Linked DNA regions of Homo sapiens: region 1 is linked to region 2. A link is an interaction called in ENCODE POLR2A ChIA-PET data of the cell type or tissue named here. Cell type or tissue: Panc1. All regions are shown on one strand. Links, peaks and the distances in the headings refer to the core of each region. The heading gives the core; the rest is flanking DNA.

Region 1 (5,340 bases), core at 1,049-5,048, 350 kb before region 2:
TGTCTCAAAAAAAAAAATCAAGTTTTTTTGAGTACCTCCTTTGTGATAGGCACCATCTAGATGATATACACATATTATCTCATTTACATTAATCTTCACTACAGCTCTATGAGGTTGAAGATAGTATTATCTTATCCCTATTTTGCATGTAAGGAAACTGAGGATCAGAGCTTCTAAATTGCAAAGCCAGAATTAGAGTTCCAGTCTGAGCTGCATCAAACATTTCCCTTTACTCTGGGGATGGAGTGAGGAGCTTTGATTTCATTCCATTTCTTTCTTTTTGGAGAATAGGGAGTGGGCAATCATTTTGAACCAATTTGCCCAATTTCATAACTACGTTCAGGTTTGAAAGGAGCTGAAAATGATATGCAATTTGGAGGAAGTGAAAGAAAATAGAAATTATCCCCCTTTTTCTCTTTCCTCACCTTAAGACCTGCCACTGCATCCTTTTTGTTTGGAGAAACAAATGAGAAAATTGTCCGATCTTTTAGCAATAGCTTAAAACACAAATTACCAAGATACAGTAATTAGACTGAATAGTCAAGACATGCCAAAGATGTCTAGTTTTATTGCCTACATGCGCCAGTGGTTTAAGGGAGGTTAGGGTCACCTTGAGTCCTTCACATATCTCCAAGGTGATAACAGCAACAAAAACAAAATTCTAACAAAAAGAATTCCTGGACAGTCATGCAGCTCTTTACAGTTTTCAATGCCCTGTACAGCAGATTCTCAAATAGGAACAATGTGTGGACACTTTCCATCAGAAAATAATTATTTCAGGCCCTCAGTGTTGATCTTCTATTATAATATTACTTACATATATGATAACATAAAACAAGACATAAACTCCTTATACTCATAGCATTTAAACAACTGTAAATCCAGAATGATTTCACATATTAAATGCAAACAAAACTAAAAAATCAATACAACTCAAATCACTAACACTAGTTTAATATAATGGATGGTGTTGTTTTGCTAAAATGAAATCACTTGCCCCAGTGTGAATTGAATATTAGCATGTGCATTATTAAAACAATTCCTCTGAATTAACTTTGATGTTATCTGGCTTCGTTTGAAGGAAATATATCACTTATACTTTATGTCTACCTCTGTTCTTTTCCCTTGGATCCAAAAGAATTAAAGTAGTAATCTTTGGTACCATTATGATTGTAAACAGAAATGCAAATTTTAGTGCTGAAATTGCATGACAGTATTTGGTTATAAGATGGTCATTGACTTAATACCATTCTGTGGGACAACTTGAGGACCACAGTGTCAGAAACACTAGTGATTAAGAGCATAAGCTTTGAAACCTGACAGATCTGAGTTTGCCACTTCCTAGTTGTGTGAGCTTGGACAAGTAATTTAACCTCTCTGTTCCTCAGGTTTCTTCCCCTGTAAAATGGGGATAATAATAGTACTTTAATTTTGCCAGCAGAAACAGGCACCATGACCCACTTTTTAGACATGATGTTTAAGCCTGAAACTGCTGAGAAACTAGAAGTCACTCAGTGTTCCTTCAGCGCTCCTCTGTAATTCCAGAACTACATGAAGGTGGACAGGTTTTAAAAAGATATTTCTCTGGACTTTCACCCTCCCCTCCCAATATCTGCATTTGCTATCCCAGGTTCATGTTTTAGGGTGGAACTGGAAAATGTGATTGAGCTTTAAAAAGGAAACAGCAAAATGGCAATGCCAGTAAATAGACAATTGAGAATCAGTTGAACTCATGCCACAAGACAGCTGTTTCTATATGAAGCCCACCAATGAAAGCCTGCTTTTCTGCTTCCTGACCTGGCACGAATCCCTTGATTCCTGCGGCCCCCAAGGTTGAAAATAGCCCAGCCACCTGCCAAGGGTTGGTATATTTTTAGGACCAACAGGATTGGAAACAGGGCTCTGTATGCCTGGAACTTGAGCCAGGCTGCTGGGTGGGTATCTTACCTTCACTGGGTTGCTGGTTTCTGTGCTGCTGGATCAAATCCAGCAGCCAGTCACAGAAATGGACAGAGAGCTGTGAGAGAAGCAGATTGGAACAGTGAAAGGAGGTGGGGTTTGTCTGGGGAGGGGTGAATACAGGGAGAATGGAGTGAGTAGAAGGTCATAGCTAGTGGATGTTGGGTTAAAAGATATAGGAAAGGGGCTGGGTGCGGTGGCTCATGACTGTAATCCCAGCACTTCGGGAGGCAGACGCGGGTGGATCACTTGAGGTCAGGAGTTAGAGACCAGCCTGACTAACATAGTGAAACCCCGTCTCTACTAAAAATACAAAAAATATCTGGAAATCGCTTGAACCCGGGAGGCGGAGGTTGCAGTGACCCGAGATCATGCCACTGCACTCCAGCCTGGGCAACAAAGCGAGATTCTGTCTCAAAAAAAATATAAAAGATATAAGAAAGTTCCATAAATGATAGGACCCCACAACAAGCAGAAATCACAGTGCTAGACCCTTTCCTTGTTTAGAAAAAAAGTGTAGTTAAAACTTATCTCAATATCTTCCATCAGTCTCTCAAACAAACAGCTCAGAAATGGTCCCAATACCAGGTATTTGTCAAACTATAACAGATGAGACTGGGCACCAGTGGGTGCACGGTGGCTCATGCCTGTAATCCTGGCTGAGGAGGGCAGATCACTTGAGCCCAGGAGTTTGAGGCCAGCCTAGGCAACATGCCAAAACCCTGTCTCTACAGAAAATATAAAAATTAGCCAGGCATGGGTAGTCCCAGCTCCTCGGGAGGCTGAGGTGGGAGAATCACTTGAGCCCAGGAGGTCGAGGCTGCAGTGAGCCGTGATGGCACCACCGCACTCCAGCCTGGGAGACAGAGACCCTGTCTCAAAAAAAAAAAAAACAAAAAACAACAACAACAACAACAACAAAAACAAGTTATAGCAGATGAATCTGAAGCTTTTATTCTCTCCTTCCTTTTATCTGCACCCCACTCAAGAGAAAAAATTACTTTCCTTATGTCTCACTGTGGGTCTTACTCCCTCCTCTGAGTAATTTATCAGTCATTCTTCCAAACCAACACAACATTCCTTCTAAGCAACGTACACACAGAGAAGAGATGAATAGATGGGAGAGCAGAACACAAAGGCCTAACTAACCTCATTTGAGAGCCAATTAATCTGCTTGAGAAAATATTTTTTTGAATTTCATTTGAGACCTGAAGGATAAATCATGCCAAACTGTGGTGCTGGTGTGGGGGAGGGCTGGTGGGATGATGGGGAGAGCACTCCGGGACAGAGAGCACAGTATGTAAAGGTTCTGAGTGGGGAAAGCAAGTCATGTTTCAGGACTTCGGAAAAGTCCTGTTTGGATAGAGTTGAGAGATCAAAGGGAAATGTTGCAGGGGATGTTGGGAGACAACAGCAGGGGCCAGATCAAGGAGGGCCTCTGCGGTGTTATGATGTACATATATATATTGGTTTTCGCCCATGGTTCTTGGCTCATAACTCCCATAGCCCTTGTTACACTCTTGTTATAATATTGGGTGTGCTAGGCCTCAGAAGCTGGCCTCAGGAAACAGAATCTGATCTTCTCCCACTCTCCTTTCACCTGCCGCAAGGCAGAACTCGAATCCTTCCCCCACTTTTCTGATTATGGATCTTAAGACCCTCTCCTGACAGAGTCTTGCCACATACCTTAGGGGAAGGAATGCTGACATAATGACACGTCCGTCAAAACCCAAGAAGACTGGGTTTGGAGAGCTTCCCGATAGCTGAACACATAAAGGTTCCTGGAGGGTGCTGCACCCAGGGAGATCGTAGAAGCCCCGCGCCCCTTGCCCCATACCTTGCCCTATGCATCTCTTTACCTGTATCTTTTTCAATACCCTTCATAATAAACCAGTAAACTTGTTTCCTGAGTTCTCTGAGCTGCTTCAGCAAATTAATGGAACCCAAAGAGGTGATTGTGGGAACCCCAACTTAAACCAGTCAGTCAGAAGTTCTGGAGGCTTGGACTTGCACCTAGTGTGTGTGGAGGGGCAGCCTTGGAGACCGAGCCCTCCCTTTGTGGGATCTGACAGTATCTCCAGGTAGAGAGTGTTGGAATTCAATTGGAGGACTTAGTGTGTGGGGGAACCCCCCCACCACTTTTGGTCATAGAATTCTTCTTCTGTTGTGATGATTGCTGTGGTGGTGTGAAAGCAGAGGAAAAAACCAGTTTGAAAGTTTTCCAAAACAGCCTCACATTTATCTAGTCTTTTAGCAAATATTTGCTGAGTGCTTACTATGCGCTGGGAGCTGTCCTAGGTGTTTGGGAGTGTATTAGTTTGTCAGGGCTGCCCAGTAACAAGGTACCACAGACCAGGTGGCTTAAACAACAGAAATTTATTTTCTCACAGTCCTAGAGGCTGACGTCTGAGATCAAGGTGTCAGTACGGTTGGTTTCTTCTGAGGCCTCTTTCTTTGGCCTGTAGATGGCCACCTTCATCCTGTGTCTTCACATGATCTTCCCTCTATATGTGTCTGTGTCCTCATCTCTTTTTTTTTTTTTCTTTTTGAGATGGAGTCTCACTCTGTTGCCCAGGCTGGAGTGCAGTGGCACAATCTTAGCTCACTGCAACCTCTGCCTCCCGGGTTCAAGCAATTCCCGAGTAGCTGGGACTACAAGTGCACTCCACCATGCCCGGCTAATTTTTGTATTTTTAGTAGAGACGGGGTTTCACCATATTGGTCAGGCTGGTCTCAAATTCCTGACCTCAGATGATCCACCTGCCTTGGCCTCCCAAAGTGCTGAGATTACAGACACGAGCCACCACGCTCAGCCCTCATCTCTTCTTATAAGGACACCAGTCAGATCGAATTATGACCCATACTAATGACTTCATTTTACTTAATTACCTCCTAAAGACCCTATGTCAAATATAGTCACATTCTGAGGTACTGGGCGTTAAGACTTAAACATACGAATTTTGGCGGGGTGGGGGGCAGGCTTGAGGGGGCAAATTTGGTGCAAACTAGCGATATAGCTGTGTGCAAAACAAAGATCCATGGACTCATGCAGCTTACATTCTAGAGGAGGGAGGGAGACAGACAACAAATAATAGTCCGAATAAAGTATATAGACTGTTAGAAAGTGATTATGGAGGCCGAGTGTGGTGGCTCACACCTGTAATCCCAGCACTTTGGGAGGCCAAAGTGGGGGGATCCCTTGAGGCCAGGAGTTCAACGAGATCAGCCTGGACAGCATGGCAAAACCCTAAAAAAAAAAAAAAAAGGAGAAGAAGAAGAAGGTGATTATGGAAAAAAAAAAAAGATAACGTAGGGAAGGATGAAGGGTTGGGAATATGAGCCGTGTGACAGAGGGTGGAGGTGCAGACGGAAGGAAAGAGG
Region 2 (6,006 bases), core at 948-4,947:
CTCCCTAGAGCAGTCTGCATCTTAACAGGATCCACAAGTGGAGGCTTTTTTTTTTGAAACAGGGTCTCACTCTGTCACCCAGGCTGGAGTGCAGTGGCACAATCATAGCTCACTGCAGCCTCGAAATCCCAGGCTCAAGCGATCCTCCCAGCTCAGCCTCCCAAGTAGCTGGGATTATAGGTGCCAACAACCATGACCGGCTATTTTTTAAATTTATTTATTTATTTATTTATTTATTTTTGTAAAGACAGGGGTCTCATTTTGTTGCCCAAGCTGGTCTCAAACTCCTGGCCTCTAGTGGTCCATCTTTCTTCCTCGGCTTCACAAAGTGCTGGCATTATAGGCCCCAGCCACCGCACCCAGCCCATAAAGGGAGGCTTAAGGAAATGTCTGACTTCTGTGGGGAGAGAACCAGCTGTGGAGTGAGCTCAGCCTGGCCTTGACTCCTGGTCACTTACTAGGATGTGACCTGCATGAGCAAGTCATCCAAAGTCTCTAGGCCTCAGTTTCCTCCTCTCTCACATGGGAATAATAACAGTCCCTACCTCAGAACACTGTGAAGCCTACATGAAGCAAGGCTCACAAAGCCCTAAGTGCAGTGCCTGGCATGTTGTTAGTACTCCATAAATGTTAATGTGGGCTGGGCGCGGTGTCTCATGCCTGTAATCCCAGCACTTTGGGAGGCTTAAGGCGGGCAGGTCACTTGAGGTCAGGAGTTCGAGGCCAGCCTGGCTAACATGGTGAAACCCCATCTCTACCAAACACACACACACACACACACACACACACACACACAAATTAGCTGGGCGTGGTAGTGCACACCTGTAGTCCCAGCTACTCGGGAGGCTGAGGCAGGAGAATCACCTGAACATGGGAAGCAGAGGCTGCAGTGAGCCAAGATCATGCCATTGCACTCCAGCCTGGGTGACAGAGTGAGGCTCCATCTCAAAAAAAAAAAAAAAAAAGAAAAGAAAAAGAAAAAAAAATGTTAGCGAGGAGAAGGAAGAGGAGGAGAGGGAGAAGGCGGCAAGATGACCTTGGAGTCCCCTGGAAAGAAGGGGCCTAGCTGCCCTCTGCGTCCTTCCCCTACCACTCTTCCTTTCACGGCCTAATCCAAAGGTGGCTTCACGGCCCCTCGGGTTTAACAGCTGAGACTTTGTTTCCAGACTCACAGGTGTGCTGTAGTGAGCACCTGGGTGGAATGTTGCTCTCTGTTTCCTGCAATTACTAAATCGCTTTAAGGGGAATGCTGTACATTTTTTTTTCAAATGAAGTCTGTGCTTGTATTTGCTCACAGGGAATTTTAAAATTGAGGAGATGATGAGCTTGTTTACTAAATAAATATGTGTGTTTGGACCATTTGCCTTCTCCTCCCTCCAGATGCCCTCTCCTCCTCCCCTCGCTGTGGGCTTCAAAAGCAGGGCAGGCGGTGGGGCAGGAAAATGCCAGTTGTTGGTCTTCTTGGACCCAACAATTATTTACAGAGCACAGGATTTACAGTCAGGAAGAATTTTTTTTTTCACAGAAATGGGCAAATCCTAGATGCTCTCTATGTATACAAACTTCCTTTCCAACAGTTATGAAAGGACATTTTACATTTTAAATGAGAGCCCTGTTGGCGGTACATTCTCAAATGCTAAGTTCCATCAAAACAGCATGTTGAGGGGAAGAAGGGCACATGGCAATGGGCACCTTTGGGTCCCAACTTCTCCCCAGCAATGCTGTGACTCAGGAAGTCAGCAGGGGTCCTTCTTTTCACCCCTAGTTCCCTCCCCCAACTCCTTGTACATCTGATGTCAAAGCATAAGCTGGTAACCTATACCGAGAGGGAGAATTCAACCCAGGGGCAGCTCAACTTGAACAGTTCTATCCAGAAGTCCAACTTTAAATTCTACCCCCCATAGAAATAGTCCCATTCCTGCAGCTGCTCTCTACCAGCTGCCTAACCAGCTGCCATTGGGCCAAAATTACCCCCACCTCAGGGTCCCCACCTCAGGACATCATAAACACACTCCCTGGGGCTCATTCATTAACCCATGAGCTGGAGTTGCCCACTTTGGAAGTCAGCTGTGGTCTTCACTATTTTTTTTAACTTAAACAATAAAGAGCAACTCACAGATATCCCTCACTCTCAGCACATGTGGAATGAGATAAAAACAAAAGCTTGCTAAGTCAGACCCCAGAACCAACTCAAGGCAGAGATGATGTGAATGTGGAACTAATCAAGAAGTTACACGTGTTAGAAAGATCTGGCTTAATGGTTCTCTTTTTAAAAAAAAAAAGTTTTTTGAGACAGAGTCTCACTCTGTCACCCAGGCTGGAGTGCAGTGGCACAATCTCAGCTCACTGCAACCTCCACCTCCTGGGGTTCAAGCGATTCTCCTGCCTCAGCCTCCCGAGTAGCTGGGGCTACAGGCGCGTGCCACCATGCCCGGCTTTTTTTTTTTTTTTTTTTTTTTTGTACTTTTAGTGGAGACAGGGTTTCACCATGTTAGCCAGGATGGTCTCGATCTCCTGACCTCGTGATCCGCCCGCTTCAGCCTCCCAAAGTGCTGGGATTACAGGCGTGAGCCACCGCGCCCGGCCTAAAATACTTTTTAAATTTTAAGTGGCATCATGAAAGGTGGAATCCTTGCCCCGTTTTTCTGATTCCTTGTTGTTTTTATTTATTTAGGGAGAAAGACGTTCTGCCTGTGTTTATGTGTCAGTTGCAGAATTTGTGGGTAACAGGAAATCAGGTATGAAATTGAGGCTAGGAGCTCACAGGGAGCAAGAGATAAATAATCCAGGATTCAAGATTAAAATCGCTGTTGCTTCTGTGGTGAGAGCTTGTCACACAGGCAATTCATTGTGGATTAATTTTCCAGTGATGTAGTAACAAAATCAGCACATCAAATAAAATATTTAACACCCAGGAAAAGCCAAATGCATATTCTGCATGTGTGTCCTTAAGTGGTACTTTTATGGAAGGAAATCTTATTTGAAACAAATGTTGGAACAGAAGTTGAGCTTATGAAGGGCACCGAGAAACCCTCACACATAAGGTTTTAAAATGTTGCCCAGAAAAAGCATAATCTTCAGTGTCAGTCCCTTGGATGGTCAGCGTGCACGTTCAATGCTCGTGTTTATCCACCTGTGTGCACAGGTGTCCACTCACTTGCAAATCCTTCACGTCAAAATCTGATAGTCATATTGCTTACCTGTGTTAAATGGAAAATGGAAGTCGACTGGTGGGTCCTGTTGTCTAGCACCCTACTACTTGGTCTCAGGACAAGAAGGGAATCTCAGAATGATGAATGGGGTTATATCTGGATACCCCTTGCTGGGCTGCCTGCGATCAGCATTTCTGCCCACAGCTAAGCAATTCAAGTGCTCTGACCCCAAAGTGGTGAGCCCCCAAGCTTCTATCTGGATCTCTTGAAGGAAGTGTGTAGGGTGTTGCATGTGATCTGTGCAAAAGGAAGGAGCAAATTGGAGTTATTGAGTGAACCGATAGCCAGGGGAGGCCCCTGTATAGACAGATGTCGTGGAGGCATAGTCAGGAAAAGTTTGCCATGACTCGGATTTCTTTCTCTGCCTGCCCAGATGCCTGCCTGCAACCTCTTTTTTTTTTTTTTCATTCACTTGTACATACATTCCTCAAGTATTTACCAAACACCTATTTCAGGCATGGGCCTGGGCTAGCCAGGGCAGTAGTATACAGAAGTCGTTTGTTTTCTCCTCTCCCTCTCAATGGGTCTTCTCTCCTTCTCTCTCTCCCCATAATTCAGTGGTAACAGGGGTGGATGAAGGAATATCCAAAACTCGTCTCTGTAGGAGACATCTGCGCCAGGAATTTCCAGCAACCCCTGAGGAGAGTGGCAGATTGATGGGACTCTAGTTGGGACTAACCAGGGGGTGGAGGGAGGTGGGGGCGGAAAGAGCCCTGCAGCCAGGCTGTCTGCCTGAGCCTATTCTATAGCTCCCATTGATTGGACACTTGCTCTGTGCCAGGCCCTGTACGTGCAGTTTTTCAGACCTCATTCACTCCTCCAATCCCATTGAGGTTGCTATTATAACTGTCCCTATTTTATATGAGGAAACTGAGGCCAGGAGAGGGAAGGGACTTACCCAAGGTCACACAGCTAGGAAGTGACAGAGCCTCAATTCAAACTTAGGTCTGTATATCTCCAATTCTCTGGGCATTTAAAAAAAAAAAAAACAACTCAGATGTGGTTTAGACGTAAGCCAAAAAAAAAAAAAAAAAAGCCAGGCATAGTGGCTCACGCCTGTGATCCTATCCTTTGGGAGGCGGAGGAGAAGCATCGCTTGAGGCCAGGAGTTTGAGTCTAGCATGGGCAACATATCAAGACCCTGTCTCTACAAAAAAATTAAAACAAAACAAAACAAGAAAACCCTCCTTATCATTATATCAAAAGTCCAGACATTTTAAAAAGAGAGAGCTTAGGAGCTTCTAAAAGGTGCTATGAACTCTGTTTCCATGTGTGGTTTAGTCTAATTTCTATATTCAACAATAATAATTTTAATAATAACTAACACTTACTGAGCACTTGCATGACAGGAGCTACACTAAACAGTTTTACACTCATGGTGTCATTTAATAATCATAACGACCCGATGCAGTGTTATCGTTATTATTATTATCCTCATTAACAAATGATGAAAACAATGCTTAGAAAGTAATTCCCAAAGTTAGTTAGCGCCGTCTTATTCCAAGTCTCTCTTGGTACATCAAAGCCACTCAACTACTAGACTATCCTGCCTCAAACCCTCCAGGACCTCATTGCTTCCAAACTTCTTTCCCTAGACTTTCTTCTCACCTTTTTTTCTGTCCTTATAAGTCTGTCCAAATACATTGCACTCATTTCTGTCCTATGAGTGAGCTAAGTCATTGTCTTCTCCATAACCTTGCCTTTTCTCCTCACCCAAATCACTTCTTATCTCCAATATCCAATTAGACAGATCTGGAAGTTCCAAGGATGTGTCCATATAGGGAAATCAGAACAAGAATACTACTAACACCAAGTTTTCAGTCACCCTTCTAGGTTCACAGAATCTTAAGAAGTCAGCAAAACCATAAGCCCTTGTACTTAAAAATAATCAATACTACTTAAAACTTGGTATTTATTTTATTTTATCTTATTTTATTTACAAACACTATGGTGACTTTAAAACTTAGTTTAAAAAAATACTCCCCGAGGTCTGTAATCTCCCACATACAAAATCTCTAAAGGAGAGGCTTAAAAGAGAAGTACTCCTCCCTGAAAATCAGACTATTTTATAAATAATGATAAGGTGGCCCTTTTGAAAGTATTGCTTATTTAGAGGCTGGGGATTTAAACTTAGATCACTAGTGAGGGTGTGTTCCAATTACCATATCCCTAGATAAACATGACCTTCTTTAATCAGCTCTTTGCTCCCTAGTTTCTTAGCAGAACTGCCAATGAGCCAGGGCAGCTGCCATTTTGTGCCAGAGTTTCTTTTTCCATTTTCCAAGGAAGCAAAGAATAAGGAATGCCTCACTTCCCTCCCCATTCCCTGTTTGGAGTCATGCCCTCTGAGAACTTATTCTATTTCAGCTTCTACCTCTATGCAGTCAGAAAAATGATTCCGAACAACCCATAGAATGAGCACCTGCTTCAGTTATTGTCCCAATGTGAAAATGCTAATCCCTGGGTTTAGGCGAGGTTTGCTTTCCACACAAAATGGTCAGGCCCCTCTAATAGGCCAGCACTTCTGGTTTTAATACCCCAGTCTTGATTTCTAACAGGTGGGTGCCACAGTTGTTCAGCTCTTATTATGAGCTGGTTCATAGCTCGAACAATATAGGATTCTTCATAAAGAGTCTGAGAAACTGGGCCGGGCTCGGTGGCTCACGCCTGTAATCCCAGCACTTTGGGAGGCCGAGGCGGGTGGATCACTTGAGGTCAGGAGTTTGAGACCAGCCTGGCCAACATGGTGAAACTCCGTCTTTAGTAAAAATACAAAAATTAGCCAGGCATGGTG

What was found. ChIA-PET counts read pairs that join two places held together with the same protein. Peaks named below come from ENCODE experiments on the same cell type or tissue, not always from the same donor. Only the 100,000 strongest peaks of a DNase experiment are listed, where the experiment ranks them.
Region 1: POLR2A ChIA-PET joins it to region 2 with 7 read pairs; 1 of 35 experiments calls an interaction of 5 or more read pairs at or near these places.

What each region holds. Positions count from the first base shown.
Region 1 is chrX:134,930,752-134,936,091 of GRCh38, reverse strand. No RefSeq gene overlaps it. Among named protein-coding and RNA genes, the nearest start is that of LINC02243, 16 kb to the left of the region's middle. RefSeq lists a silencer at 1,867-2,067. In Panc1, for the core only: no CTCF peak of the experiment used is centred there; no DNase peak of the experiment used is centred there; H3K27ac peaks cover 3,438 bases.
Region 2 is chrX:134,581,630-134,587,635 of GRCh38, reverse strand. The region is part of intron 2 of PLAC1 (placenta enriched 1); the gene reads left to right. Among named protein-coding and RNA genes, the nearest start is that of LINC00629, 35 kb to the right of the region's middle. In Panc1, for the core only: no CTCF peak of the experiment used is centred there; no DNase peak of the experiment used is centred there; H3K27ac peaks cover 146 bases.